2 separate regions of the Homo sapiens genome follow, and region 1 is linked to region 2. A link is an interaction called in ENCODE POLR2A ChIA-PET data of the cell type or tissue named here. Cell type or tissue: A673. All regions are shown on one strand. Each heading gives the region's core, and the rest is flanking DNA. Links, peaks and the distances in the headings are about the cores only. Region 1 has its middle 29 kb from the start of RAB7A. Region 2 holds the start of EFCC1 (EF-hand and coiled-coil domain containing 1).

Region 1 (15,758 bases), core at 4,330-12,329, 300 kb before region 2:
GGCAGGAGAATCGCTTGAACCCAGGAGGCCGAGGTTGCAGTGAGCCAAAATCGCGCCACTGCACTCCAGCCTGGGCAGCAGAGCAAGACTCCGCCTGAAAAAAAAAAAATATAAGAGCTAAAACTATAAAAATCTTAGAAGCAAGGATGGAGGGAAAGCTTCATGATTTTGGATTTGGTGATGATTTTGTGGCTATGACACCACAGGCACAGGCAACAAAAGAAAAATAGACAAACTGGGGCCGGGTGTGGTGGCTCACGCACTTTGGGAGGCTGAGGCGGGTGAATCACCTGGGCTCAGGAGTTCGAGACCACCCATGGCAACATGGTGAAACCCCATCTCTACTAAAAATACAGAAAAATTAGCTGGGAATGGTGGCGTGCTCCTGTAGTCCCAGCTACTTAGGAGGCCAAGGCGAGAATCGCTTGAGCTCTGGAGGAGGAGGTTGCAGTGAGCCAAGATTGCATCACTGCACTCCAGCTTGGGCTACAGAGTGAGACTCTGTCTCAAAAAAAAAGACAAATTAGACCTCATTGAAATTAACTTTTGTGCATTGAAGGGTTGGAAAGCTTTGATACATTTCCTCACCAATCATAAAGGTCATGGCCAACATGCCTATGACAAAAGACAGAATTACAAGAGAAAATAATAACAAACTTATTTACAACATTTTACACAATACAGGAGCTTCTGGAAATGAAGACCTAAAGACCAAGGGAAAACTATTTGTATGCTTAGGTTGAATGAAGAATGGACAGCCATGTAGAAATATGATTGGACAAAAAGGGTGTGATCTAATAGTAATACACTGAGGGGAAGAAACCCAGTAAGGTTCAAATTCTTCTTGGTCTCTCAGTGTAGCATTTCTTTGCCCTAGGTATCGGCAGGACTCTTCTGGAATGAGGGTCTTCAAGGGAGAAGAGGAGAGTAACCTCGCTTTTTTTTTCTTTCTTTTTTTTTTTTTTTTGAGACAGTCTTGTTCTGTCATCTAGGCTGGAGTGCAGTGGCATAATCTCAGCTCACTGCAACCTCTGCCTCCTGGGTTCAAGCAATTCTCCTGCCTCAACCTCCCCTGCCTCAGCCTCCTGAGTAGCTGGGACTACAGGCGTGTGCCACCACGCCCAACTTTTTTTTTTTTTTTTTTTTTTTGTATTTTTAGTAGAGACGGGGTTTCACCATGTTGGCCAGGGTGGTGTCGAACTCCTGACTTCAGGTGATCCGCCCATCTCGGCCTCCCAAAGTGCTGGGATTACAGGAATGAGCCACCGTGCCCAGCCTAGACAGAGTAACTTTTCTAGGTTTTGTGGCTAGCTCTGGGGGAGTGGGATTCTAGTTACTACAACCTGCCTTGGGAAGAAGGGTTCTGATTCTCACTTCAGTGGAGAAAGAGGGATGGGAGATAGGAGGGCAGGAGAAGGTCAGAGAGAGACTTTGCTTCTGGAACCTTTCAGTCTCCTTTAGTTCAAAGCACTCAGCATGCTAAAGCAGCATACTTTGGGGTATCATTTTCTGAGCCTGAACAGCATCAAAGAAAAACAAAGGGTTCTGGTATATTTATGGGAGGCCATTGATTTGGTTTTTTTGTTTGTTTGTTTTATGAGACACGGTCTCACTCTGTTGCCCAGGCTGGCGTGTAGCGATGCCATCATGACTTACTGCAGTCTTGACCTCCTGGGCTCAAGCGATCTTACCACTTCATCCTCCCCGGTAATTGGGACTACTATTTTTTTGTAGAGAAGAGGTTTCATCATACTGCCCAGGCTATTGTTGAACTCCTGAGCTCAAGGGATCCTCCCACCTCGGCCCCTGAAAGTGCTAGAATTACAGGTGTGAGCCACAGTGCCTGGCCAAATGGAGGCCATTGATTTGTACTGAGCTCCTCCTACACTAGGCCCCTACAGGCTGACCCAAAATGGAGTCACTCATGCTAAGGTTCCATGTCACCAAACTGAAACCTAAGCTGTTTGCTTATAAGATCTGACCTTAGGGCTGGGCGTGGTGGCTCACGCCTGTAATCCCAGCACTTTGGGAGGCCGAGGCGGGTGGATCACTTGAGGTCAGGAGTTCGAGACCAGCCTGACCAACATGGTGAAACCCCATCTCTACTAAAAATACAAAAATTAGCTGGGTGTGGTAGTGCATGTCTGTAATCCCAGCTACTTGGGAGGCTGAGGCAGGAGAATTGCATGAACCCAGGAGGCAAACGTTGCCGTGAGCTGAGATCGTGCCACTGGACTCCAGCCTGCGCAACAGAGCAAAACTCTTGTCTAAAAAAAAAAAAAAAAATCTGACCTTCTGAGAAATCAGGAGAGAGGCAACAGTCAAATCCCCAATAGGTCAGTTTTACAAAAAAATAGATTCACAGCAACCAATCAAAAGGGGCCCATTCAACCTAAGCTGCTTGATAAGGAAGTCCCCTCTGCTTTAAGCCATGCAAGGAAAGTAACCCGAAGGAACCTAATGTTAACCAATCCACTTTTTTTTTTTTTTTGAGATGGAGTCTCGCTCTGTAGCCCAGGCTGGAGTGCAGTGGCGCAATCTCGGCTCACTGCAACCTCCGCCTTCCGGGTTCACGCCATTCTCCTGCCTCAGCCTCCCAAGTAGCTGGGACTACAGGCGCCCGCCACCAAGCCCGGCTCATTTTTTTTGTATTTTTAGTAGAGACGGGGTTTCACCATGTTAGCCAGGATGGTCTCGATCTCCTGACCTCGTGATCTGCCCTCCTTGGCCTCCCAAAGTGCTGGGATTACAGGCATGAGCCACCGCGCCCAGCCAACCAATCCACTTTTTCCACTATGCTGTTTCCTTGTTCCTGGTCAAGCTGCCTGCCTTAGAAAAACCTACTGCTCTGCCATGCCTGGTAGAGCTCCTGTCTATTTTGTAGGCTGGATGTTGCTCAGTTCATGAATCACCAATAAAAGCTAATTAGATCTTTATTTTTTTTACAGACAGTGTCTTGCTCTGTCACCCAGGCTACAGTGCAGTAGTGCAATCCTAGCTCACTGTAACCTTAAACTCCTAGGCTCTGGTGATCCCCCCACCCCGGCCTCCCAAAGTAAGGAGATTACAAGCATGAGATACCACATCTAGCCAAATCTTTAAAACTCAATGTGTTGAAATTGTGTTTTTGACACAACACACAGAATAGGAGAAAATATTTGTGAATCATATATCTGATAAGAGATTAATATCCAGAATGCATGCAGAACTCCTAAAACTCAACAACAGAAAACCCATTTTCAAAATAAGCAAGGGTTGCACAGCAATCTGAACATACTTAATATCTGTGTGAGATAGAGGAACAAACCTAAGTGATTTTTCCTACTCTTACCCAGTCACTCAACACTGCCAACAGCAGATATGCGGGGGTTATTTCCCCACACACCAAACATCGATTCTGCGGATTCCCCAGTAGACATCAGCTGGGTGTCCTCCAGTTCAGTTCTGACACCATCTACCTGGAGATAGTGTCAGATCCCACAGGTTGAGGGCTCTAGTCCCACAAGGCTGCCCCCCACTTCAGATGCTGCAAGCACGGGTCGTGGTCTGTGCTTCTGACCAATTGGCTATAAACTGGGGCTCCCAGGATTTATTTAATTGGCTAGTGTGGCTCACAAGACTCAGGGAACCACTTACTGATGTATACTGGTTTCTTATAAAGGATATTACAAAGAATACAGATGAACACTGTAATCCCAGCACTTTGGGAGGCTGAGCGAGGCAGGCAGATCACCTGAGGTCAGGAGTTGGAGATCAGCCTGGCCAACATGGCAAAACCCCGTCTCTACTAAAAACATAAAAATTAGCTGGGCATGGTGGCATGTGCCTGTAGTCCCAGCTACTCAGGAGGCTGAGGCATGAGAATCGCTTGAACCTGGGAGGTAGGGGTTGTGGTGAGGCAAAATTGTGCCACTGCACTGCAGCCTGGGCAACAGAGTGAGACTCTGTCACAAGCAAGCAAACAAACAAACAAAAAAACAGATGAACAGCCAGATGGACGAGATGCCCAGGAAGAGGTGTGGGGAAGATGCACAGAGTTTCTATGCCTTCTCTAGGCATGCCCCTCTCCAGGAATCTGCCTGTGCTCAGCTGTTGGGAAGCTCTTCTGAACCCTGTCCTTTTGGGTTTTTAGGGAGGCTTCATGACCTACACAACTGACTAAATCATTGGCCTTTGGTGATCAACTCAGCCTTCAGCTTCTCTCTCCTCCCCAAAGTCAGGGGGCTGCTGAAAGTTCCAACCATCTAATCACAGGTTGGTTCCCTTGTCAACCAGCTCCAATCCTGAGGATATCAGGGATCTGCCAAGAGTTCCCTCATTAGAACAAAAGAGCTCCGCTCCTGTCACCCAGGAAATTCCAACAGATTTAGGAACTCTGTGTCAGGAACCAGGGTCAAAGACCAAATGTTAGAACAAAAGATTGTCTTAGCACCCCTACTGCTTAGAAAATTACATGAGTATTAGGGGCTCTGTGCCAGCAACTGGGGCAGAGACCAATGTGTATATACATATATACGTGTGTATATATGTATGTATATATATGTGTGTGTATATATATATTATTTATTTTTTTGTTTTTGGAGATGGAGTCTCGCTCTGTCGCCCAGTGTGGAGTGCAATAGCGAGGTCTCGGCTCACTGCAACCTCTGCCTCCCAGGTTCAAGCTATTCTCCTGCCTCAGCATCCCAAGTTGCTGGGATTACAGGTGCCTGCCACCACGCCTCGCTAATTTTTGTATTTTTAGTAGAGATGGGGTTACACCATGTTGGCCAGGCTGGTCTCCAACTCCTGACCTCGTGATCTGCCTGCCTCGGCCTCCCAAAGTACTGGGACTACAGGCATGAGCCACTGTGCCCGGCCCTTTTTTATTTTATTTTATTTTATTTATTTATTTTTTTTTGAGACGGAGTCTTGCTCTGTTGCTCAGGCTGGAGTGCAGTGGCACAATCTCAGCTCACTGCAAGCTCCGCCTCCTAGGTTCACGCCATTCTCCTGCCTCAGCCTCCCGAGTAGGTGAGACTATGGGCACACGCCACCGAGCCAGGCTAATTTTTTCTATTTTTTAGTAGAGAGGGGGTTTCACCGTGTTAGCCAGGATGGTCTCGATCTCCTGACTTCATGATCCGCCCACCTCAGCCTCCCAAAGTGCTGGGATTACAGGCATGAGCCACTGCACCCAGCTGGCCCTTTTTTATTTTTTGAGACCGTCTCTCTCTGTCGCCCAGGCTGGAGTGCATTGGTGAGATCTCGGCTCACTGCAACCTCTGCTTCCTGGGTTCAAGCAATTCTCCCTGCCTCAGCCTCCCAAGTAGCTGGGATTACGGGCGCCCACCACCAAGCCTGTGTAATTTTTTTTTTTTTTTTTTTTGAGACAGAGTTTCACTCTTGTGGCCCATGCTGGAGGGCAGTGTCACAGATCGGCTCACTGCAACCTCTACCTTCTGGCTTCAAGCAATTCTCCTGCCTCACCCTCCCGAGTAGCTGGGATTATGGGCATGTGCCACCACCCCTGGCTAATTTTGTATTTTTAGTAGAGATGGGGTTTCACCATGTTGGCCAGGCTGGTCCTGAACTCCTAGCCTCAGGTGATCTGCCTGCCTCGGCCTCCCAAAGTGCTGGGATTACAGGCGTGAGCCATCATGCCTGCCTAATTTTTGTATTTTTAGTAGAGATGGGGTTTCGCCGTGTTGGCCAGGCTGGTCTTGAACTCCTAACCACAGGTGATCTGACTGCCTCAGCCTCCCAAAGTGCTAGGATTACAGGTGTAAGCCACGGCATCAGGCCAATATTTATTATTATCTTACAATGCCATTAAACAATACACTTAAACATTGTTGGCTGGGCACAGTGGCTCACATCTGTAATCCCAGCACTTTGGGAGGCCAAAGCAGGCAGATCACCTGAGGTCAGGAGTTTGAGACCAGCGTGGCCAACATGGTGAAACCTCATCTCTACTAAAAATACAAAAATTAGCTGGGCGTGGTGGCAAACACCTGTAATCCCACCTACCCAGGAAGCTGAGGCAGGAGAATCACTTGAACCCAGGAGGCGGGAGTAGCAGTGAGCTGAGATCACGCCAATGCACTCCAGCCTGGGTAATAAAGCGAGCCTCTGTCTCAAAAGAAAAAAAAAACTGTTAAGCCAGGTGTAGTGGCACATGCCTCTAGTTCCAGGTACTCAGGAGGCTGAAGCAGGAAGATTGTTTGAGCCCAGGAGTTCAAGACCAGCCTGGGCAACACAGCAAGACCCGCCTGGGCAACACAGCAAGACCCTGTCTCTTAAAAAAAAAAAAAAAAAAAAAAAAAAAAAAAAAAAAAAGCCAGGCATGGTGGCTCACGCCTGTAATCCCAGCACTCTGGGAGGCCGAGGCGGGTGGATCACCTGAGGTCAGGAGTTTGAGAGCAGCCTGGCTAACATGGTGAAACCCCATTTCTACTAAAAAAACAAAAAATTAGCCAGGCGTGGTGGCGCGATCCTGTAATTCCAGCTACTCGGGAGGCTGAGGCAGGAGAATTGCTTGAACCCGGGAGGCAGAGGTTGCAGTGAGCCGAGATCGCGCCATTGCACTCCAGCTTGGGCAACAAGAGCAAAACTCCATCTCAAAAAAACAAAAGAAAAAAAAGAAAAGAAAACCACACACAAACACACAAAAGTTAAAATTATAAATTTTGTTATGTGTATTTTACTACAATTTTTAGATCTTTTTTAAAGAACAGGCAAAGTACTTGAATAGATATTTCTTCAAAAAAGAAATACAAATAGCCAAAAGCTCATAAGAAGATATTCAACATCACTAATCATTAGGGAAATGCAAACCAAAATTCCACAATGAGGTATCACTTCACACCAATTGGGATGACTGTTACCAAAAAATCACAAAACAGGCCAGGTGCGGTGGCTCACGCCTGTAATCCCAGCACTTTGGGAGGCCAAGGCAGGTGGATCACTTGAGGTCAGGAGTTCAAGACCAGTCTGTCCAACATGGTGAAACCCTGTCTCTACAAAAATAAAAACATTAGCCAGGCATGATGGTGGGTGCCTCTAATCCTAGCTACTCGGGAGGCTGAGGCAGGAGAATTGCTTGAATCTGGGAGGCAAAGGTTGCAGTGAGTCAGGATCATGCCATTGCACTCCAGCCTGGGTGACAGAGCAAGATTCCATCTCAAAAAAAAAAAAAAAACCCACAAAACAGGCCAGGTGCAGTGGCTCACACCTGTAATTCCAGCACTTTGGGAGGCCGAGGCAGGAGGATTGCTTGAGCCCAGTTCGAGACTAGCTTAGGCAACACAGGGAGTCCCCATCTCTACAAAATAAAAAAAAATTAGTTGGGCATGGTCGAACATGCCTGTGGTCCCAGCTACATGGGGTCTGAGGTGGAGGGATCCCTTGAGCCCAGGAGGGTGAAGCTGCAGTGAACCCTGATCAGGCCACTGCACTCCAGCCTGGGGTAAAGAGCGATATCCTGTCTCAAAAAATAAAAAAGAAACTTTAAAAAACGTTTTTAAAAATTAAAATTTTAGCCAGGTGTGGTGGCTCACGCCTGTAATCCCAGCACTTTGGGAGGCCAAGGCGGGCGGATCACAAGATCAGGGGATCGAGACCATCCTGACTAATGTGGTGGAACCCCGTCTCTGCTAAAAATACAAAAAATTAGCCGGGCGTGGCGTGGTGGCACGCTCCTGGAGTCCCAACTGCTTGGGAGTCTGAGGCAGGAGAATCGCTTGAACCCAGGAGGCGGAGGTTGCAGTGAGTGGAGATCGTGCCATTGCACTCCAGCCTGGGCAACAGAGCGAGACTCTGTCTAAAAAAAAAAAAAAAAATTTAAAGATACCAGTCTGGGCAACAAAGTGAGACTCCATCTCTACATAAAATTAAAAAATAAAATAAAAAATTTAAAAAATACGAAAAGTAACCACAATAGAATACTGAATCTCCAAGAACACATCACCAGCTTCTATAACATAAACTAGTGGCCAATCTTGTTTCTTCACTGCCTGTGAGAACACAGGACTTCCTGTGTCCTCATTGTCCTCATTTATTCTGAAGCAAATCGCTTTTTTTCTTCTTCTTCTTTTTGAGACAGAGTCTCGCTCTGTCGCCAGGCTGGAGTCCAATGGCCCAATCTCGGCTCACTGCAACCTCCGTCTCACGGGTTCAAGAAATTCTCCTGCCTCAGCCTCCGGAGTAGCTGGGACTACAGGCGGCGCGCCACCATGCCTGGCTAATTTTTGTATTTTTAGTAGAGACGGGGTTTCACCATGTTGGCCAGGATGGTCTCGATCTCCTTACCCCGTGATCTGCCCGCCTCGGCCTTCCAAAGTACTGGGATTACAGGCGTAAACCACCGCGCCCGGCCTTTTTTTTTTTTTTTTTTTTTTTTTTTTTGAGACAGAGTCTTGCTTCGTCGCCCAGGCTGGAGTGCGCGATCTCGGCTCACTGCAACCTCCGCCTCCCGGGTTCAAACGATTCTTCTGCCTCAGCCTCCCGGGTAGCTGGGACTACAGGCTCGTGCCACCACGCCCAGCTAATTTTATATTTTTAGTAGAGACGGAGTTTCGCCATATTGGCCAGGTTGGTCTCGAACTCTCGACCTCGTGATCCGCCTGCCTCGGCCTCCCAAAGTTCTGGGATTACAGGCGTGAGCCACCACGCCCGGCCGCGAATCACATTTTTAAAAATTGCTGGAAGAACGCCCTTCCCCGCTCCCGCCTCGGTGACAAACAGGCTTCCCAGGGCCCAGAAGGCTGTACGCAGACGCCACCACCCTGGCCCCTGCACTCCTGCGTGAGCGACTTCCATTCGGGACGGCTCAGCCGCCCGCTACCGCAGCCTTCCCGCCTGGGTCTCCCACAGGCCTCCCGGGGCACCTAGAACTGCGTGCCTCACGCGGGCCCCGCTGGGCTCCTCACCCGCTCAGCCACTGCCACCTGCCTGGGACCCTCCCCCTGCGGAGCGGGATGTTTGGCGGGGAGAAATGCGGAGGGGAACCCTAGGCTGGCGGCTTTCCTCCTTCCGCAGAACCCACGGTCCTGATCTCCGGCCGCCTCCTTCTGACCCGGGGTTCTGGCCCCCTCCTCCCCCAGGACCTCAGCGCGGCACCCCACCCACCACCCCCCGCCCCCAACCCAGGCCAGCTGTCTCTTTTTCCTCAGGGGTCGGGCTCCCAGCCTCTGCCCTCCACAACCACCCGCCTGCCTCACCAGGGCCCAGCCTGGCCCCTGGGAGCGGCCACAGCGCCGAGCCGTTTTTCCCCCGACAACAGCAGCCCGGAGCCTGAGCTGCCATTCCCGTCCCGCTGGGGACCCAGCGTCGCTTGGGGAGGGCTGGCCGCAGGCTGCGGGGTGGAGGCTGCTCCAGCCGCCTAAGGGTGCCTGCAGAAGCTTCTCCCGGCGCCCTCCCCTCTCCAGCCCCGGGCAGCTCACACGCCTCAGGTTTTTTCTTTACCTTCCCCTTTCTCCCGGAACCACTTGAGGATAGGTTAAAGACATCTTTTTGCTTAACCCCTACCTTCAAGGTTTATTTCCTAAGAACAAAGCCATTCTGTTAGAAACCCCGTCTCTACTAAAAATACAAAAATTAGCCGGGCGTGGTGGCGCGCGTCTGTAATCCCAGCTGCTCCGGAGGCTGAGGCAGGAGAATCGCTTGAACCCGGGAGGCGGAGGTTGCAGTGAGCCGAGATCACGCCACTGCACTCCAGCCTGGGCGACAGAGTGAGACTCTGTCTCAAAAAAATAAAATAAAATAAAATAAAAAGATACAATACCGTTACATAATTCACAGTCCATGTTCAGTTTGTTCAATTGTCCCAACAATATCCTTTGTGGCTTTTCCCTGCCTAGTCCATCCAAGATCCATTAAGGTGCATTGCATTTTGTTGTCACACCTCTTTAGTCTCTTAATCCAGAAGAGTTTATCAGCCTTTGTCTTTTCTAATCTTGATTTTTAATTTATATTTTATTTATTATTATTATTATTATTAATTATTTTGAGACAGAGTTTCGCTCTTGTTGCCCAGGCTGGAGTGCAATGGCTCACTGCAACCTCTGCCTCCCGGGTTCAAATGATTCTGCTGCCTCAGCCTTCCGAGTAGCTGGGATTACAGCTTGGTGTTGAGAACATTCAGTATCCCAGACAGGGTCTCACTGTACTACCCAGGCTGGGGTGCAGTGGCTATCGTACACTACTGCCTCGAACCCCTGGGCTCAAGCACACTTCCTGGCTCCGCCTCCCAAGGAGCTGGGACTACAAACACGTGACACTCGTGCAGGCTTCATGATTGTAGTTTAGCACAATATTACGAATGTTAAATGTGATCATTTGGTTAAGGTGGGGTCTACCAGATTTTTCCACTGTAAAGTTATTATTTTATTTTATTTTACTGGTTTTTTGAGACAGAGTCTCGCTCTGTCACACAGGCTGGAGTGCGGTGACACGGTCTCAGCTCATTGCAACCTCCCACTCCTGGATTCAAGTGATTCTCCTGTCTCAGCCTCCCAAGTAGCTGGGACTACAGGTGCTCGCCACCACGCCCAGCTAATTTTTGTATTTGTAGTAGAGATAGGGTTTTACCATGTTGGTCAGGCTGGTCTTGAACTCCTGACCTCAGGTGATCCACCCATCTTGGCCTCCCAAAGTGCTGGGATTACAAGCGTGAGCCACCACGCCCAGCCAAATTATTATTTTACAATTCACAATTGTACACACATATTTTGAGACCAACGTGTTTTTTGTTTGTTTGTTTTTTTGAGACCGAGTCTCACTCTGTCGCCCAGGCTGGAGTGCAGTGGTGTGATCTCGGCTCACTGCAACCTCTGCCTCCCAGGTTCAAGCAATTCTCCTGCCTCAACCTCTCAAGTAGCTGGGACTACAGGCACATGCCACCAGGCCCTGCTGATTTTTGTATTTATAGTAGAGATGGGGTTTCACCGTGTTGGCCAGAGTGATCTTGAACTCCTGACCTCAGCTGATCCACCTACCTCAGCTTCCCAAAGTGCTAGAATTACAGGCGTGAGCCACCAAGCCTGGCCTCCAACATGCTTTGTTGTTGTGTTTTTTGTTGGTGGTGGTGGTGGTGGTTTTGTCGTTGTTGTTGTTGTTGTTTTGAGACGGAGTCTCACTCTGTTGCCCAGGCTGGAGTGCAGTGGTGCAACCTCAGCTCACTGCAAGCTCTGCCTCCCGGGTTCACACCATTCTTCGGCCTCAGCCTCCTGAATAGCTGGGACTACAGGCGCCCGCCAACACGGCCGGCTAATTTTTTTGTATTTTTAGTAGAGACGGGGTTTCACCGTGTTACCCAGGATGGTCTCGATCTCCTGACCTCGTGATCCGCCCGCCTCAGCCTCCCAAAGTGCTGGGATTACAGGTGTGAGCCACCATGCCTGGCCTGTTGTTGCTTTTTAACTAAGTAGGGGAATGAAAAGGATGCACCTCGGAAGAGGGTTTGGTAAAAAGTTTGCTTCTGGGATCCACTCTCCTCTCACTCACCTAGTTCCCAGATCCCTCTGTCATACTTACCATTGCTCTCTTCCAGCCCATCCATTTCTGCCCTGGATATCTTCAGAGCCAGTGGCTGAATGAGGCCTTGGGGAGCATTTCTTCAAACTTAGGGCCTAAAAGATGCTAGGGCAATGGTTCTCAAAAAGGTTTTAGTATCTAAAACAGATAAAAGGGAAGTTGTTTTGGCGGGAGCAAGAGCAGGGGGCTGCAGCCACCCCCAGAAGACCTTCTCCCCAACTAGCTGGCCTCTGAAGTACCCCATTCCACACCCTGGGAAAGTATGGAAATCTCTGGCTTATCAGGCACACCAGTGGCATCTAGCTCCTCAGGAAGGCTGGCTTGGACCTTACCCACCTCTCGTATGCTGCTTCATACAACATTGGCCTGAGTCCTGGGGCCAATGGCTTTTGAGAAAGAACTCGGCCTGTCATCAGGCAGCATCCCCATCCCCCTGCACCATCACTGCTGCTCTTTCTGTACTGTCTTCCTGGAATGCAGACTGCAGGCCAGAGACTGCACAAGGAAAAGCAGCAGAGACCCAGCCAGCCCATCTCTCCTCTCTGCCCTGGAACCTGAATGCAGCTGCTTTCCTCCAACCTGCACCATTGAGGAAGCAGCCAGGTTGGAGACTCAGGCGGAGGGCCTGGCAGATTTCCTGAGTGCTCTCTGCAACAGACCAGGCCCACCAGAGGGGAACTGGGATCTGGCAAATGACCACAGCCATCAGGAAGTGGCCTGGAAGAGTTTTCACTTCTCCAAAGATATTGTTCCTGGTAGCTCCAGGGTCTATATATAAGACAAAGGAGGTGGGGGGTAGGAGGGCAGTGAAGAAGACATTGGCCAGGATCAAATCCCAACCTTGTTACGTGATCCTGACAGGTCATTTCAACCTTTAACCCACAGTTTCCATTCTAAAGTGGAGGCAAAATAAGCAGCGCCTACGGTTGTTATGACGACTAATGTAATCCTGCAGCGGGCTTTCCAAATGTCAGAAATTGGAATGATAACTGCACAAATCTGTGCTATACCGTCATGCCAGTTCTATTATGCTATTGTTTATCTAAGATTTCCCCTAACTGCTTTGCTTTTTAAACATGGGCATGTCCGAAGCAAAGCTGCTTGAAAATTGGGTTTATTTTACAGGTTATTGTTTCCTACTCTACTTAAATAGACGATTGCTAAAATAAAAAAAAATGTTCATCTATATTCACTTCCTCCTCTTTGTTTCTGAATCCTCTACCACTACCCTTCCTCTCCTCCAGTCTCCAGCTTTGTTTATAGGGAAATAGGTTCAAAATCTCAGTGATGACAGGTGTTTTAACTCGTTTGGTATACTGTTGCAGACAGTTGACCCTGGTCATGAACAGGATTGTACAATCCTCACCTTTAAGTGTGGAAGAGAGGACCAATGGTGTCACAGAAGCAAGATCCCTACAGAGAAGGCTTTTATATTTGCCCTAACTTGCCCTCAGGAATGATCTAGCCTTCACCTGCAGCAGACCAGGCCAGAAGAGTTTTCTGGTGGGGGTGTCCACATTGCCTTGTGGACGTAACAGGCTCTCCAAAATGTGAGCCAGAGCCTGAATTCGAGCCATGTTTTAGCTGGAATTCAGCTGGGCAGTCAAACCACGTACCTTCTGCATTAATCAGGGCTCAGTTACAGAAGACATGCCATTCTAGCCATTTTCATCAGAAAGGCATTTAATACAGGTGATTAGATGCTTACAAAATCTTAGAGGACCTAAAGAAAGGGGCTCTGGTGGACCTCCAAGATTGTGCCCAGAACTTGGCTGGGCGTGGTGGCTTACATCTGTAATCCCAGCACTTTGGGAGGCCGAGGCGGGCGAATCAGCCAAGGTCGGGAGTTCGAGACCAGCCTGACCAACATGGAGAAACCCTGTCTCTACTAAAAATATAAAATTAGCTGGGCATGGTGGCACATGCCTGTAATCTCAGCGACTCAGGAGGCTGAGGCAGGAGAATCGCTTGAACTCAGGAGGCAGAGATTGCAGTGAGCCGAGATTGCGCCGTTGCACTCCAGCCTGGGCACCAAGAGTGAAACTCCGTCTCAAATTAAAAAAAAAAAAAAAGAATGCACCCAGAACAAAACAGAACTGGCCTATTCGCCTATGCTGAAACCTAGTGTCTCCCTGGCTGTGCTGGCCAGCAGTGAGGACTTGGGCGGCAAAACAATGGCCCCCATCTCCTAGCTGTTATGTTATGCACCAGTGCATTTAAGGAGTAAACCTAACTCTTATCCAGAATTCTAACTGCAAGAAAGTCTGGGAAATGTGAATTATTTTTTTTAAGCTCTCTAATCTCTGCAGCTTAAGAAGTCACACTAAAAGGTTGACATAGATGATAAAAATCAATTTAACATACCCACCACCGTTTAACAAATAAAACGTCTTCCTCAGCCAGGCGAGGTGGCTCACGCCTGTAATCCCAGCACTTTGGGAGGCTGAGGCGGGCGGATCACCTGTCGTCAGGAGTTCGAGACCAGCCTGATCAACATGGAGAAACCTCCTCTCTACTAAAAATACAAAAAATTAGCCAGGTGTGGTGGTGGGCTCCTATATTCCCAGCTACTCAGGAGGCTGAGGTAGGAGAATTGCTTGAACCCGGGAGGCAGCAGTTGTAGTGAGCCGAGATTGCGCCATTGCACTCCAGCCTGGACAACAAGAGTGAAATTCTGTCTCAAAAAAAAAAAAATCTTGCTCTCCAACACTGGGGCCCAGCCTACCTCTTCAGCTTGGTCTCTAGCCACTCATCCAACCCACATGTACTCTGTGTTCAGGTGAATTGTCAGGTACTATGGTTTGAACGTGTCCCGTCCATAATTCAAGTGTTGAAACTTAATAGCTACTGAAGTGATAGTAAGAGGAGGGAGCTTAAGGAGATGATTAGATCATAGGGGCTCCTCCTTCATGGATGGGATTAAGGCCTTTATAAAACAGGCTTGTTGCAGCAGCCTCCAGCTCTCTTGCCCTTCTGCCTTCCTCCATGTGAGGCCACGGTGTTCCTTCCCTCCAGAGGACACTGCAACAAGGCACCACCTTGGAGGCAGAGAGCAGACAACTGGATCTGCTGGAGCCTTAAGCTTGGACTTCTCAGCTTCCAGATCTTTAAGAAATAAATTTCTGGGCCGGGCGCAGTGGCTCACGCCTGTAATCCCAGCACTTTGGGAGGCCAAGGCGGGTGGATCACGAGGTCAGGAGATCCAGACCATCCTGGCTAACACGGTGAAACCCCGTCTCTACTAAAAATACAAAAAAATTATCCGGGCGTGGTGGCAGGCACCTGTAGTCCCAGCTACTCGGGAGGTGGAGGCAGGAGAGTGGCAGGAATCCGGGAGGTGGAGCTTGCAGTGAGCCGAGATCTCGCCACTGCACTCCAGCCTGGGCGACAGAGCCAGACTCCGTCTCAAAAAAAAAAAGAAAAAGAAAAAAGAAATTTCTGTTCCTTATAAGTTACCCAATCTCAGGTATTTTGTTATAGCAGCACAAAACAGATTAAGACACTGGGGTACCTCCACCACGCAGTGCCTTTGCTCAAGCTGTTCCCTTTTTTTTTTTTTTTTTGAGGCAGAGTCTTGCTCTGTCACCCAAGCTGGAGTTCAGTGGCGCAATCTCCACTTACTGCAACCTCTGCTTCCCAGGTTCAAGCAATTCTCCTGCCTCAGTGTCCTGAGTAGCTGGGATTATAGGCGCACACCATTGCGGCTGGCTAATTTTTGTATTTTTAGTAGAGATGGGGTTTTGCCAGGTTGGCCAGGCTGGTCTTGAACTCCTGACCTCACTCGATCCTCCCATCTCTGCCTCCCAAAATGCTGGGATTACACGCGTGAGCCACCACACCCAGCCAAAGCCATTCCCTTTATCTAGAATGTTCTTTGTTGCTTTTTCCACCAAATGAATGAATTGCCTCTTCTTACAAGCTTTTTCTTACCTTCTGGAGAAGAAGTCATATTCTGGCCCTCTGTAGCTTTTTGTGTGTACCTTTTTAAATGATATATTTACATGTGTGTCTCCCACACTTGACTAAGAGGGCAGAGATCATCTCTTTGCTATCACAGGTGAGGAAAGTCTGAGCCAATTCCTTTTAGCTCCTGGCTTATTATTAAAAAACAAAAAAAGGAGATTGAAATAGGGTATTAAAGTATTAAAGTTTCTAGAACAGTCTAAAGGTTTAAGTTTGCCAACTTAATGCTTTTAACACAAAAATGATGATGCAGGTGCTGCGGCTCATACATAGTCCCAGCT
Region 2 (15,758 bases), core at 4,951-12,950:
TCTGCTCCTGGCTGGCACTGGCCAGCCCGCTTTGGGGTGGGGCAGGTGGAGAGAGGATGTGGGGTGTATGCGCCCTAAACTCCTGCAGAAAGTCATGCACCTCCTTTTTTCAGAGGGTGTTAAACTTCTGCTCTAGCACCTACCCATATTCACAGGGAAGGCCAGTGAGATGGTGAATTTGCAGGGGACCACGTGGGGCACGTCGGAGCTGAAAGTGCTGGCAGGCTCAGATGAGGACTCGATGCTGCTGCACGGGCGGTCAGAGTCAGACTCCTGGGCCCTGGCCTTGGCCTTCAGGTGTTCCTCCACGTCACACTCGCTCGTGGACTGGTAAAAGCTAGTGATGGAGGAGATGGGCTCTATGCTTGCGGGGTCCTCTTCCCACTCCCAGGCATGTAGCGACATGCTGCAGAGCGCACTGCTGGCCGCCGGCGCTCCTGGCAGGGAGAAAGTGAAGGCTGTCCCCGCCTGTATTCCAGGGCTGCTCCAGGAGGTAAGCCCGGCCTCCTGCAGAAGCACCCACCCTTCTCTTCCCTGCTTCCCCCGCCTGCTCCTAGATGAACGCCGGGGCTCCTTCACTGCCTGCCACACAGTCGGTACTCAATCGACTTAGAGAATGAATGGATGAAGGAACAACAGATAAGGGTGGCTGGCAGTAAGCACGACGACGAGCAACCCCGTTTCCTTCGCCTAACCAGGAGTCAGTCGCCGGGCTTCTGGAATGCCTGCCCCAGGTGAGCAGCTCCCGGGAGCCACCAGGCGGGAGAGGGGACGTCTGCTCAGGCAGGCCTGCTGCGCCTAAGCACAAGATGCGTTTGCTATTTGGGGAGAGGCAAACCAGGCCGGGGGCAGCACGTGCAGGAGCCTGGCGAGGTCGGGGAGGGCAAGCCCTGTCCCCAAGACAGAACATGAATGTGCACTGGGTGCTGGGCTCGGGGCATCAGCTCAGGCCCATGGAGGCGGAACGCCGGGCAAACGCCGAAGAGGGAACACGCATCGAGGCGAGGCGGGAAGAGTCCCGGGCTGCGGCGGCCGAGGTGGGGGCAGGGGTCGGGGTTCCCCTCCAGGTGCTGGCGGTACCTGCGAGCGGATGCGCTGGGCGGCAGCGGGGAGTTGGACCGCGGCGGCAACTCCCGTACCGGATCCACAGCCACCTGGGCGAAGAGACTCCAAGACTGAGAGGAGCGTCCGCCGGTGCAGGGAGGGCCGCAGGCCCAGCCACTCAGCTACGTTTGGCGGTTGCTAGGAGACGCGAGGGCGTGCGGCCTGGGGGCGGGGCTCCGCGGGGCGGGGCTTTCCCCCTCAGCCACTGCGCGCAGTTTGTCAAATGGCTACATCCAGGTTCAGAAACCAGCTGCCTTCATTCCTTCACTCATGCATTCACTCATTAAGGAGTTTCTACTCGGAACGTCAGCACCTACTATAAGCCTGGTCCTTGCCCGTACGATGGGAGGTAGGGGTTGATGGCTCCTTCCTCCCCCTCCATCAGCTCCCACCTCCCATTCTTTAATAAAAGCAAAGGAAGCTGTGGGCTCTGCAAACTCCAGACCTCCCCACGATCCCTCTCATTAGATTCTCTGCTTCTGTCGCCGATGTCCTTAAAAACCAGACCTCCCCACGATCCCTCTCATTAGATTCTCTGCTTCTGTCGCTGATGTCCTTAAAATAGCATGAGAATTCTTGTTAGTGATCATGAGCGCCAACTCAGAGATCAGAAAACAAAGCTTAGAGAGGTGAAGCGATTCGCCCGAGGTCACACAGCAAGTAGGGCGCAGCACTGTGTTGAAATCCGGACTGCCTGACTCCAAAGCCTCCGCTCGTCTGCTAAACCACCCAAGCTGAGAGCCCTGGCTGCGGCTCCTAATGTAGAGGACCTCAGCACAGCAAGCGGCTGGGACAGAGGGCTGGGGTAGGCCTCATGGAGGAAGTGAGCAACGCCAAATCTGGGGGGTGACTAGGCAGAGGCGGTGAAAGCAAGAGAAAGCATCCCAGGTAGAGGAACAGCATATGCAAAGGCCCATAGAGGTGAAAGGGCATGGCAAGTTTCAGGAATGGGTGGCGAGGCTGTAGCAGTGTGCAGGGCCCATGGTACATAGCCCCACAGGGCAGGTTAGGGCACAGGACTATGGGCAATGGGGAGCCAAGGCAGGTCTTCTGTTGAGGGAGGGCACCCTGCTCCGGCAGTCAGTTTGTTCAAGAGAATGGGAGCTGAGGCTACACACAAGCTTGGCTATTAAGAAAACTTTAGCTGAGTTGAGCTATGACCTACTTTGTGTCAAAGAGCAAAACTGTGGCGCAGCTGGGGCTGAGACCCAAGTCCTGAGCCTCCCAGTGCATGCCTCCCCAGACCGCTCTCAGGGCATGGGACAGCCCCTTTAATACTGGGTGCTCCAATACTCCTCGGGTTCAGTCTGAAAAACAGCCTCAAGTACAGCTGTTAGGGAAGACACCAAATGGCAGTGGGCCCTGTGAGGAGTGGGTTCAAACTCTTAGCACGAGAACGGCAACCACCTTGCCCACACCCCACCTGCAGCAGCCTGGAGACTGCTGTCTGTATGCCAGGAAGTGCTCAGGAGACACATGAAGGGCTGGAAGAATACAAAGCTACTCAGATACACCAGCCCCCAAAAGGGCCCTTTAACAAGGGCAGTTCAACACTACCACCACTCTTGGACAGACATCAGGCCTCCTGCTCCCCAGGTCCTACCCACTGGCCTGAGGCTGGTTTCCCTCCAAAGGTTCCTAGATCACATCACCACCTAGGACAGAAGCCAATCTCTTCCCAAGCTCAATAGTGAGAGGCCAGAGGTCTTGGACCAAGGGCCAATGTGCCATCCTGGATGTGCACTGGAAACACCTACATGTCAAAAATACAATTCTGAGGCTTCATTAAAGACCTGTGGAAGTGACTCTCCAGGGGTGGAGCTTAGAAACCAGTGGCAGATTGTATTTTCCAAAGACAGCCACCTCAAAAGATCCCCTCCCACATAATCTTCCGGCAGGCATTGTGAGGTTCACATTCCTCCCACCCAGTTGGGGGGTCTAGTCTCCTTCTCTGGAAACTGGGCAGACCTCTGTGACTGGCTCAGTCAAAAGAGTGCAGAGGAAATGACACTATGTGATTTCTGAGGCCAGGTCATATAAATTCCATCTACCTCTGCCCTGTTCTTTTGAGGTATAGTATTCATGCTAGGAATCCAGCTAGCATGTTGTGAGGAAGCCCAAGCAGCCATGTGAAATGGCCACATGAAACTGTTGTGACTGACGGTTCCCAGCCAATTGCAGCCTCAACCCCCAGACATATGAGAGTGCAAGACTTCAAATGATCCCAGCCCTCAGTCTTTGAGCCACCCTGGCTGACATTGAGGAACAGAAACAAGCTGTCTCCATCATGAGAAATTGTAGATTTATAAGCAAATTGTTGCTCTCTTAAACCACTAAGTTTTGGGGTGATTTGTTGTGCAATAAATAATAGGAACGGGAGCCATATTTTTAAATTACCACCAAGATTGTATTGCACAACCAGAATATGGAACCACTGCCCTGAGAGAGATGGTGTCTGGGTCAAGACCTAGGGCATCACAGGATGAAGTGAGGGCAAAGGTGTGCTACCCACTACTCAGGTATGAGACAGTGGTGGGTCTACAACCCTACCTCAGTGAAGATGGCTTCAGGGCTGGCAGATCAGAAGCAAAGGAAGGGGGGCTTCTGTTTCAGTTATCTGTTACTGAGTAAAAACCATCCCCAAACTTAATGGTGTCAAACAAACACTTGTTATTTCTCACCACTCCATGCATCAGCTGAGTAGTTCTCTGCTGGCCTCGCCTGGGCTCACTCCCTATGCTGTGCTCAGCTGGAGGACCAACATGGCTGGAAGCTGCCAGAAGTCCTCACTTGCATGTCTGGCAGTTGCTGCTGGCTCTTCGTGGGCCCGCTGGTTCCCCTCCATGGGTTCCCCCGCCCCCAGTGGTACACCAGCTTCCTTCTATGTGGTGCCTCATCTCCTCATAGCCCGGCCTGGCTTCCTCAGATGGCATTCTCAGAGCAGGGATCCCAGAGGGCAAAGAAGAAGTTGCAAGGCCTCTTGGGACCTAGGCGTGGAACCAGCACCATGTCACTCTGCTACATGCCATTAACCAAAGCAAGTCATGAGGCTGGCCCCACTTCAAGGGGATGAAGACATGGACTGTACATCTGGTAAGCAGAGGGACAAGCATCCAGGGGCAGGAGGTGTTCAAGGTCACTGAACAATCCATCCCTTCATCCTTACTCTGCCGGGTGGAGGGTTCCCAAGCTCCCACAGGCTATGTAGAGGCCTTCCTGAAGCTATCCCAAGACTCTGGCAGCTGGAAGCATATTGGGAATCAGCTACATACACCTTCTTCTTGCCCCTTCCCCATTTTTAACAGCTTTATTGAAGTATTTTTTATTTAATAAAATCCATCCATTTCAAGCGTAGAATTCAATGATTTTCAGTAACTTTACCTAGTGCTGTAATCATCATCATAAATTCATTTTAGAACATTTTCATCCCCCTAATAAGACTTCATGCACATTTATAATTAATCTCTGTTCCAACTCCCAGTCCTAGGCAACCATATCTACTTTGTTTCTAAAAATTGGCCTTTTCTAGACATTTCCTATAAATTGAGTCAGACACTGTGTTCTGGCTTTGTGACTGGTTTCTTTCACCTACCGTTATGTTTCCAAGGTTTATTTATGTTGAGGCATGTGTCAGTATTTCATTCCTTTTCATGACTGAATAATATTCTATTGTATGGACAGACCACAGTTTGCCTATCCATTCATCAGTTAATGGGCATTTGGCTTGGGCATTTAGACATTTATGAACAACGTTGCTATGAACATTCCCACACAAGTCTTTGTGTGGATGTGTTTTCATCTCTCTTGGGTCGATATCTAGGAGTGGAAGAGTTGGGTCGTATGGTCATTTTGTGATTAACTTCTTGAGAAACTGCCAAACTATCTTCCACAGGGGCTGCATCATTTTGTGTTCCCATCAACAACATGAAGTTTCCTGTTTCTCCAAATTCTTGACAAGATTTATTGCCTGTTTTATTCACTACAGCTATTCTCATGAGTATAATATAGTATTTCATCATAGTTTTCATGTGCATTTCCCTAACAAGAATACTGAGATTGTTTTATGCACATGTTGGCTATTTATACAACTTCTTTGGTGAAATGTCTGTTTGTATCTTCACCCACTTTTTGATTGGATTGTTTGTCTTCTTGTTACTGAGTTGTTAAGAGTTCATTGTAAATTCGGAATATAAGTCCTTTACTGGGCATATGTTTTACAAATATTTTCTCCTAGTCTCTTGTTCGTCATATTTTCTTAATAGTGTCTTTTGAAGTGCAAATGTTTTGAACTTTGATGAAGGTCCGATTCATCATTTTTTTCTTTTTTGGATCATGCATTTGGTGTCGTATCTAAGAAATCTTTGACTAACAACAGGCCTATTTTTAATAGAAGTAAAGCTTGGTGTCTGAACACTAAGCAAATCTACTAACCAAGACCCCTAAAAACCCAAAAGCTTTATGACACTGAAAATAATGGCCCAAGGACATTCCCAGACAGTTCTGGGCTCTGGATAGAACAACACAAGTTTCCAAAAAACAGGCTGATAATACCACAAGCTTATAAAATATGTATACTCCTTGGCCCAGTAATAAATCACTCAAGATATGGCACAAACTGTTCACAGTATGGTTTTTGCGGAGAAAAGCTGAAAACCACCTCAGTGGGCATCTGTGGGGGATGACAAAGCACCTTATAGTTCATCCCCAGGGAGCACAGAGCAGCCTCTGGAGCAGTGTCTGCAAAGAAACCACAGCCAAGCTGTTTACAAAGCTCAGTTCCTGTGCAAAGAAAGATCCCAATGGCGCCCTTTCCACTGTGCTTTTCATGTCAAGTTGAATGAGCTACGATTTGCACACTGTAAAATTCAGATGTACACAGTCATGCAACCACTACACCATGAAGATAGAGTATTTCAATCACTCCAAAAAGTTCTTTCATGCCCAAATACATAGAAAAGTCTGGAAATAAATACATCAGAAATACACAGTGATCCTCTCTTGGTGGCAGAATGGTGGATGATTTTTGCTTTTTAGCATTTTCCCGGACCTTTAAAAGACACTTTAAACAATATACTATTTGAAATGGCTCAAACAATACTGAACTGACTTCAGAAAATCATTTCTTTGCCACAGCCCTGACTCTCTCCCACACAGACACACGCCCATCCCCCCAGCTCATACAAAAGAACGCAAGGAGACCTCTGAGTTTGCTCACTTTGAACCTTAAACAAAAACCTTGTGGATGCAACCAGAATTATTTCAGAGGTGCCTGGTAACACCGCAGGGCAGACAGACAGGCCTGACAGCAAACCATTATCAACCCTTACTTCCCTGAGCTGTAGGGGAGTGGAGGCCGGCAACGGCTCCCAGCAAGACATTTAAAAGCTTTCTTTTCAATATTGACTGGCCCAGGAAAGCTACTGTTCAAAGGATTCCTTCACCAGCTGCAGGGATGGGGGGTGGGGAGGGTGTTGCACTCTTGCCTGGGCTACCAGCTCTTAGGGCTGACATGAAATAAAATCAGGTTCTTTTTTTTTTTTTTTTTTTTTTTTTGAGACGGAGTCTCGCTCTGTCGCCCAGGCTGGAGTGCAATGGCAGGATCTCAGCTTACTGCAACCTCCGCCTCCCAGGTTCAAGCGATTCATCTGCCTCAGCCTCCCAAGTAACTGGGATTACAGGCGCCTGCCACCACGCCCAGCTAACTTTTGGTATTTTTAGTAGAGATGGGGGTGGTTCACTATGTTGTCCAGGCTGTTCTCGAACTCTTGACCTCAGGCAATCCACCCGCCTCGGCCTCCCAAAGTGGTGGGATTACAGGCGTGAGCCACCGCGACCGGCCAAGAAAAAGAAACACATGAGAACATCTTAACAAAAGGGAAATACTGCAGTGTCTCCCATCTGCAGAAAGAACCACTGAATCCACTTATGAATCCCTCCATCTTCTTCTGTGCACTCACATACACATGTCCTAGTAGAAAATACTTAGTATTGTTTTGTGTGTTTTTGTTCTTGTTATGTAAGCATCAGTGTTGTGCATAATCAGCTTGTGGCTTGCTGTGTCCGCTCATCCTCGTTTGCTGAGTCCTAGCTGATTTGATGGACACCAGGTTGTCTCCAGTTTCTCACTGTAATAAACAATGATGCAGTGAACATCCTGTGCACAGTGGCTTTCGAAGGTAGAAGCCAAGAAGTGGACGTGATGTAAAAACTTTGTCAAATTGCCATTACTTTTATAATTAAAAACAAACCTAAAAGAATATGTCCAAAATGCTTGGGGAGAAGCCTCTAACTCCTTCCCAGCAGATATGTACTCTGGGCAAAGCCTTCAAGAACAAGTACGAATTTGCCAAATGGACAACGTGCTGATTCTGGGATACTGTGGCAGAGGAGACAGAATGCTATCGCTTTTCAAACGGCAAGATTTTACATTTAAACTCACAGAGTTATCCACAAGGCAAGATTCTGTCTCTGTCATAGCTAGGAACAGCTGAAGAGTCTGCCTCTTGCTCCAACATGGCTGGGTACCGTGGCTGGATAACCGTTCCCGGTGCAGGTAACAGGTGGACAATATCACAATATCACTGCACCCCTCTCGTGAAAAAGAAAGGGAACACAGTCTAGCACTCACCAGAGAAGCAGGTTTTTCTTCATCTTCCAGAAATGTGTTCTAAAACACCAGAAAAAAACATCAGCCAATCATCGACCTGTTAACCTAACCCCAGCTCAAGAGATGGAACTCGGATCCCATTGCCAAGTCAGCACCGGCAGGCACAAAGGTGGCAGGGCCGGGAGACACCACTTTCCCGAGAGTCCTATCCCCACCCCCAACAGGGATCGGGAGAGAGCAGTTAGCACAGGGCTCGTCTCAGATGGGCTTCTCACCAGCGGGGTGCCCCTAACCTAGACCCCTTGCCTCTCCAAGCCTGTTTCCCTCTCTTTCCCAGTTACTACTTGGGGCTCTTTGCACGGTCTATGGTGGCACAAGAAGTGGGTTCGGAAACCCAGTAGCTGAATTGAAGCGGAGGGGAGGCTTTTCCGCACCTACGGCTACAGGGCGGCGAGAGCAGGCTTGCCAGGCAACCCTCGAAAGGCCTTCCGGGAAGAGGGGGAAGAGTGACGCTTGGGTGTGGGGGCACATCCCCAGCAACCGGACGAGGCCGCCACCCCCAAGGCCCTCCTGGGCTTCGGATCCCGCGCCAACCCCTCGCCCAGGTCTCGGAGCGAACTCTCCGCGCCAGGCGGGCGGGGCGGAGGGAGGAGGGAGTTGAGAGTGGACGGCCGGGAGTGGGAGGAAAAGCGCAGACGCCAGGAACGCCCCGTGAGTGAGGAGAGGAGAGCGTGGGAGTCACGCGGAGAAGCCAGACCCAGACGCCGACCGGGCACTGGTGGCGCTGCCGGGGTCCCGGGGGTTCCTGGACCCCCTACCCCAGGCCCCTCCAAAGCAACTGGGGTAAACCAGACGCACTGTGAGGCCAGCGCAGCTGCTGGACACGGTCCCCGGCGCCGCTCCAACCAGACCGCGACCGCTAAGCCCCTCCTTTCGAGAAACTCTGGGGCCGCCCCTGGAAGTGGCGGGGCGAAGGGACCGGAGGAGGGACCGGAGGAGCGAGGCGCGCGGCGCAGCGATGGAGCCGGTCAGCACGGGCGCGGAGGCCGGCATGGAGGGCGCGGGAGGTGACCCGTACCGGCGACCTGCGCGGCGCACGCAGTGGCTGCTGAGCGCCCTGGCGCACCACTACGGGCTGGACCGCGGCGTGGAGAACGAGATCGTGGTGCTGGCCACCGGCCTGGACCAGTACCTGCAGGAGGTCTTCCACCACCTGGACTGCCGCGGCGCCGGCCGTCTGCCCCGCGCCGACTTCCGAGCGCTCTGCGCTGTGCTGGGGCTGCGCGCGGAGGGGGCCACCACGGCCGGGCAGGCAGCAGGTGACGGGAACTCCAGAGATGTGACCCCCGGGGATGCGGCCGCTGAGTTGGCCACGGACGGGGACTCAGATACCGATGAAGAGGCGCGCCTGGCGCTGCGCGCCGAGCCGCCGGAGCTCACCTTCCGCCAGTTCCACGCGCGCCTCTGTGGCTACTTCGGCACCCGTGCGGGGCCCCGGCTGCCCCGCGGCGCTCTCAGCGAGCACATCGAGACGCAGATCCGCCTGCGCCGTCCGCGCCGCCGCCGCCGCCCGCCCTGCGCGCCTGGCCCCGACAGCGGTCCTGACTGTGAGCGCGTTGCGCGGCTGGAGGAGGAGAATAGCAGCTTGCGCGAGTTGGTGGAGGACCTGCGCGCCGCGCTGCAGAGCAGTGATGCGCGCTGCCTAGCACTGCAGGTGCGCGCCGGCCACGAAGGGAGGGTGGTAACGCCCGGGAGAGGGCTCGAACTAAAAGCTGGCTGGCTGCGGAGCCCGACAGGACAGAGTCAGAGGAAGGGGAGACAGAGGGCAGCCCCACACCATCCCACTCCGCATCAGCACACTTGCATCTTGCCCCTGTTCCTCCCCATTCCACTCCAGTCCCCAACCCTATTCTTACCACCTATTCCATTCCTGAAAACCCCAATCACACTCAAACAACCATACCCCACTTTTCTGCTCCACCGCCACATCATCGCGTCTTGCCCCTTTAACCTAGGAATTGCACCTGTCTGGGTAGTCTCACATATTCCCTTTCAACAAGCATCTTTCTCTCTCCTTCCTGCCAGGCTTCTGGGAGGTTTAGGAGACAGAAGTGTGAAGAAGGCCCTGTCCTCACCTTTAGGGATATCCCTGCCTCCTGGGGTAGACTGACAGCTCCTTCTGTCAATCAGCAAAGACTTATGGGGCTCCCTGTGGGAGAAACAGAGACAAGTGAGAAACAGACAATGTGGCTCACACTGTGGATCAGGCACTCACGGGCCACCAAGTGCCTGCGGGAACCAGACCCGCTCTGGGCTATTGAGAAGAAACCATGGGGTGAGATAGGGACCCAGCCTTAGCATCTGGGAGCCGTCGACAAACACTTAAGCACTGTGCCAGCCGAGCACCAAGGGCAGTGCTGGGCCGCAGGGGTCAGAGGAGGAAAGGAACAGCCCCTACCCCAGGCGACAACAGGCCAGGAAGAAACTGACATTATATGACCCCGCCTTAGCTCAGGACACTGCAGAGTGCAGGGAAGTGGCAAGGTGTGGTTTTCAGTGTCAGTGTGCATGGAAGCCAGGGTGGAGGCGGGAAACTACTCCTCTGATGTGGAATCCCAAGTAACGTACTGGGAGCCATGGGATGCGCCTGAACGGTCTTCCGGCATCTCTCATGCTTGGTATTTATTGAGCACCTACTATGTGCCAGGTTTGTTTTAGGCTCTGGGAACACACCAGTAAAGACAGATAGAAACCACCCTCAAAAGCCTCTAGTGAGCAGGCACGGGGAGGGCTGGAAATGCCACTGGGGGGAGTCTAGGAGATGAGGAACCGCCACCCGGCAGGCTGAACGCCGCCAATACAGTAGGCCGAGAAGAGTCGCGAGGTTGGTACTATAGAGGGAACAGAATACAGGCGTCGTGTCTCAGTTTCCTTCAGTGAAAAAACGTTGGGGGGTGGGGGATGAGGAGGAATCAGAGCTTGGGCCTCCCTGGGGATGTGGCGAGGGTTAAAGGAGCTTGGACGCACCGGACCTAAGGGCCTGGCACCCGGAAGCAGACGGCGCAAGAAACGTGCTCAAGCGCTTCTGGGTGCAGAGGCATGGGGCCGCCGTCGTGGCGGGCGTTCGTCTGGTGCATCTGGCTGGGGCACTTACCCCCTGCCCCTGCTGCCCTGTCCCCGCAGGTCGGACTCTGGAAGAGCCAGGCGAGCACCCACGAGATGGGGCACGGCGGGCCGGAGGCTGCGGTGCGGGAGCTGCGTCAGGCGCAGGGCGCCCTGGCTGCGGCGGAGGCCCGCGCTGGGCGGCTGCGCCGTGGCCAGGCCGAGGTGCGGCGGCGCGCGGAGGAGGCCCGGCAGGTGGTGCTGCGCAGCCTGCACCGCGTGCGAGAGCTGGAGGCGCTGGCGCAACAGGTGCCCGGCTTGCAGCGCTGGGTGCGGCGGCTGGAGGCGGAGCTGCAACGCTACAGGTGAGCGGGGGCGCGTGCCCTGGGCCCAAGTTCCCCAATTCGGCTCCCATTTTCCCAAACTTCGGGTGTGCAATCCCCCTCCCACGCGCTCTCGTGTTCCGCAGTTTCTCCATGCGTTTATTCATGTATTCTTTCATTCCTTTGTCAGTTCTCCATTTCTTAAGTTATAAGTCTGCTCCATTGCTTGCTCTGCAACCATCTGCCCACCCATCCATTTATCCATCCATCTGTCCATCCATTCACCCACCCCACACACCCACCCATCCATCCATCCATTTGTCCATTCACTCACCCCCCCCACCCACCCATCCATCCACTCACCCATCCATCCACTCACCCATTCATCCATCCACCTATCCACTCACCTACCCACCCGTCCATCCATCTATTCATCCATCCACTCACTCACCCACCCATCCACTCACCCACCCACCCATCCATCATCCATCCATCCCCCCACCCACCCAGCCAGCCAGCCGTCCATCCATCCTCCTGTTCATCCACAAACACCCTCTATTTGTTTATCATAGATTGCAGTTGAATGTGCTCATTCTTATTTGTTCCTGGATTCGATCATAATGATAATAGCTTACAGTTACTAAGCACTCGCTGTTTGCCAGGCCTTGAGCTAAGTACTTTATGTGGCTTAACTCATTTAAGCCTCACAGCTGCCCTGTGAGGTGGGTACTGCTATGTTTCCACTCTGTAGATGAGGAAACAGGTGTGTAATGACTGCCTGTGCTAGCTCCACCAGGGCAGGAAGCTGGACTTGGGACCCAGGTTCAAATCTTGGCAGGGCTTTTGGCAGACGTGTGAGTGTGGGCAAGTCACCACCCCTCACAGACCCTGCTTCCTCTTGGGTGGAACACAGATTGGGGTCCCTGCCTGTGGGAGTGGCTGTGAAGAGGCCATGAGGTCCTGCCTGGCACATGGTAGATGCTTGGTAGACAGAGCCTCTCTCCCTTTCAAATCACAAGTCACCCCTGCCTGCTGGCCGGCCTGACTACACATTTGCTGAGCACTTTCTGTGTGCCAGGGGCCATCCCAGGCATCAGGGATGTGACCACGTGACTAGGACAGACTGAATTCCCTGCCCTGAGCAGCCACCTGTGAGCAGGTGAGACCTTCACAGGAACAGATGCGTGGCAGCAGGCAGGAGGTGGGGGACACTCATCAGCCTGCCCCCAAAGAAGTGACACTTGAGGATAGGATGTTACCGGGCCAGATGGAGAGAGGAGAAGAGAGAACATTCCATTCTAGAAAATTGGAACAGTACGGGCAAAGCCCTAGGGCAGAAGGGACCATTCAAAAACTAAAAGGAGGCCAGAGTGGCTGGAGGGGTAGAGCTGAAGGGAGGCCCATTTAGGGCCTGGAAGGTGGCAGCAAGGATTTCAGTTTTTCCCTTAAGAGAAAGAACATGAAACCATGGAAAAGTTTTAAGTAAGGAGGTGACAGAAGCAGATTTCAATAAAAAGTTACCCTGGCTACAATGTGACAAAGAGATGGGCAGATGGGGAGAGCAGGAGACAGTGCAGAGCCCAGTGAGGGGCTCCTGCCATCCCTGATCCTGAGAGGAAGGTGGTCTAGCCCAGGCTGGGGGTGGAGCAGCCAGAAGGGGTGGCCTTGAACCTACTGGACATCTGAGAAGCTCACAGCTGGGAGATGGTAAGGCATGGGGCTAGAGGGAGGCCTCCAAAGAGGCAGACTCTGGGCCAGCCTCCTGCAGCATGCAGTGTTTGGAGAGCCACTTCCTGTTTGCATAGCTGATGGCTAAAGAGCAGGGCTGGTTGGCTTGAGGCCCACATCCAGCCTTGGAACTTTATCCAAGAGGAGAAATAAAGGGGCTCTTCTTTGTTTATTTCTAAAATCACAACTAGTCCTCTATAGCAGAATGCTACAAGTGACTACAAACATTGGCATAGCCCTTTACAATAGAAAAAGTGGATTCATAGCCAATGCACCATTTAGTCCCCATAAGGTTGTACAAGGTAGATGTTTTATCCCCAGTTTACAGATTGTGAGAAATGAGGCACTGAGAAGTTAAGTAATGTACCCAAGGCCACACAGCCAGAAAGTAGGAAAGTCAAATCAGCCTGGCCCCACTGCCTGTGTGCTTCGATTCACAGTTACACGATGGCTGCTGTGCCTCCAGACCTTGCATCTGCTGATCGGGCATAAGAAGAAACCTGCGAGGCTAGTCCTGTTAGTCAGTCCCAAACAAAACTGGAGTTCTGTTTTTTGTTCGTTTGTTTGTTTTTTGAGACAGTCTTGCTCTGTCACCCAGGCTGGAGTGCAATGGTGCGATCTTGGCTCACTGCAATCTCTGCCTCCCAGGTTCAAAAGATTCTCCTGCCTCAGCCTCCCCATAGCTGGGATTAAAGATGCATGCCACCATGCCCAGGTAATTTTTGTATTTTTAGTAGAGATGGGGTTTCACCATATTGGCCAGTCTGGTCTCAAACACCTGACCTCAGGTGATCTGCTTGCCTTGGCCTCCCAAAGTGCTGGGATTACAGGTGTGAGCCACTGTGCCCGGCCAAAAGTGGGGTTCTGTTAGTAAGGAAGAAGTAGGAGCAGCTATTGCAGAGGCTTTGAAGAAAACACCTAGTGATGAGGAAATTGAGGACCAGAGAATGAGTGATGCTATGTGAAGGGCACACGGTGATTAGGCAGATGGCTGTGTCACTAATTTCTCTGCCCCTCTAGAAACATGCCTTCAACCCTACCTTGCCCGGGGGGCTGACCTCCTCTGCCCATTTTCTGTGGTCAAAGTTTGCTGGTTTGTGGACTGACCTGCCCCAAAGCTCTCACTCTGAAAAGAAGGAAAAGGAGAGGAGACAGAATAGCCATGGGCATTTATTGAGCATCAACTGCATACCAGGCACTTTTTCATGTAAGCTCATGGGGCCTCTAGTCTAAAAGAAAAGTGTTACTGTCAGCATTTCACAGACAAGAAAACCAAGACCAGAGAGGAAGCAGCTGTCCAGTGTGGCACAGCGACTTAGTGGCAAGGGCAGGACTCACAGCCCAGCCTGATGGCCCCAACCACAAGCTCAAGTTGGGTTTGGTAGTATGCACAAATCCTTCTGGATTCTCCTACCCCAGAAACATCGGCCGGACATTTTACTGGCTGGGGAGGGACTGTAGGCTACAATTCACCTCTGCTTTTGCTTTTCAAGTGCCAGAAGCTCAGATGTCCGTGACTATTGAGCTGAATCAGCCCCGTCCTCTGCAGTTGGCCTAGAGGGCTGCATTCTAGAGGAATTACCGGGAGGAAAGGGCCCCATGCCCCAAACAGTAGAGCCCCATCACACCCTCTTAAGTGACATCACTCTGGAATGTCTCTAGGTGCTCTGCAGATGTGTCTTTGGGGAGAAAACAGAGCAATGACTGAACTCCCCCTGAGAATGACAGCTTGAAGCCATTTGGTTAGAATAAATGACCCAACAAACACCTTTCCAGCATCTCCCAGTGTTCAAAGCACTTTCACAGATACTGACTCACGCTGATCTTCTCATCTTCCCTCTAAGGTTGGTATTATGTCGGATGTTTCAAATAAGGAAATAGACCCTTGGGGTTGGGAGTGGTTTTACTAAAGTCACATACCCAAACTCAGCTGAATTTAGACTGCGTTGAATTTCCTAACTTTGAGTCAAACTGTGCTGCCACTTTCCTAAAATGGGATCTTGATGACTCTATTGTTCATGTTAGGGCTTCTATTGAGTTCTTTTTCAGACCTGTACTTTCTTTTTCATCCTTATCAGTCCTTGTGTTGTAGGTTCTGTCTAATCCTTTATCTCTGTAGCATTCAACCATACTAATTTTAAAGTCTCTTGTGGATTGCTGTAATATCTGAGCTTCCTGAGATGTTTTACACCTGCTGTCTTTGTCATGATGAGGCATTCTTGGCAGGCACTGTCATTTTGGGCTGTGAGCCGTCTTTGGCAGGGCCATGATCCTTGAGAGTCACACATAGAACTGGCTGTAGAGTTCCCTTCAGAGCAGTTTTCCATCTGCCTCCACCAGGCCCTGATTCTAGACCAGTTTTTAATTTTGATACTTAGCGTGGAGTTTCCTAGCTGCACAGGTAGTGAGAGATTGAGTCCCATACCTGGGAACAAAACCCCAAGACCAATAGGTGGAATATTTTTCATTTTTGTTCATGGATAAGACAGCCCTTGCTGGCCCCTGGCCTCATGCAGGGAGTCTCCTTCTGTAACTCACTATGCAAGGTCTCCTGTCCCTAATCCCTCCATGGGCGTTTCAGCTCCATCTCCTGCTTTCCACACAAGTTGGAGGTCTCCTCTTCTTGATTTTGACTTTGGCTCTATATTCTTTTAAATAGTTCTATTTTATCCAGCATTTCAACATATTTGTAGATGGAAGAGGGGCTTCTCATAGCACCCCAAACCACCATCTTGACCAGCAGCCTAACAGGATGGACAATAAATATGTAAGCAATTGGAGACATTTATTTAATTCATTCAACAGTATTTTCTAAGCACGTTCTGTGGACCAATCCCCGTGCCACAATCCTTGGGACACAGAAATGGCAGTAGACATGTTAGGGCACAGGTGTG

The links. ChIA-PET counts read pairs that join two places held together with the same protein. Peaks named below come from ENCODE experiments on the same cell type or tissue, not always from the same donor. Only the 100,000 strongest peaks of a DNase experiment are listed, where the experiment ranks them.
Region 1: POLR2A ChIA-PET joins it to region 2 with 10 read pairs; 2 of 35 experiments call an interaction of 5 or more read pairs at or near these places.

What each region holds. Positions count from the first base shown.
Region 1 is chr3:128,689,539-128,705,296 of GRCh38, forward strand. No RefSeq gene overlaps it. Among named protein-coding and RNA genes, the nearest start is that of RAB7A, 29 kb to the right of the region's middle. In A673, for the core only: no CTCF peak of the experiment used is centred there; a DNase peak (open chromatin) is centred at 9,323; H3K4me3 peaks cover 390 bases.
Region 2 is chr3:128,992,900-129,008,657 of GRCh38, forward strand. It overlaps EFCC1 (EF-hand and coiled-coil domain containing 1), which reads left to right and starts at 8,405. Exons shown (of 8, transcript NM_001377500.1): 1 at 8,405-9,425; 2 at 10,895-11,178. The coding sequence starts at 8,730. CFAP92 (cilia and flagella associated protein 92 (putative)) reads right to left here and starts at 1,177. Exons shown (of 16, transcript NM_001394090.1): 1 at 1,081-1,177; 2 at 144-437. The coding sequence starts at 405. RefSeq lists an enhancer at 1-606 and a silencer at 1,183-1,392. In A673, for the core only: no CTCF peak of the experiment used is centred there; a DNase peak (open chromatin) is centred at 9,332; H3K4me3 peaks cover 1,129 bases; H3K27ac peaks cover 1,038 bases; H3K27me3 peaks cover 4,098 bases.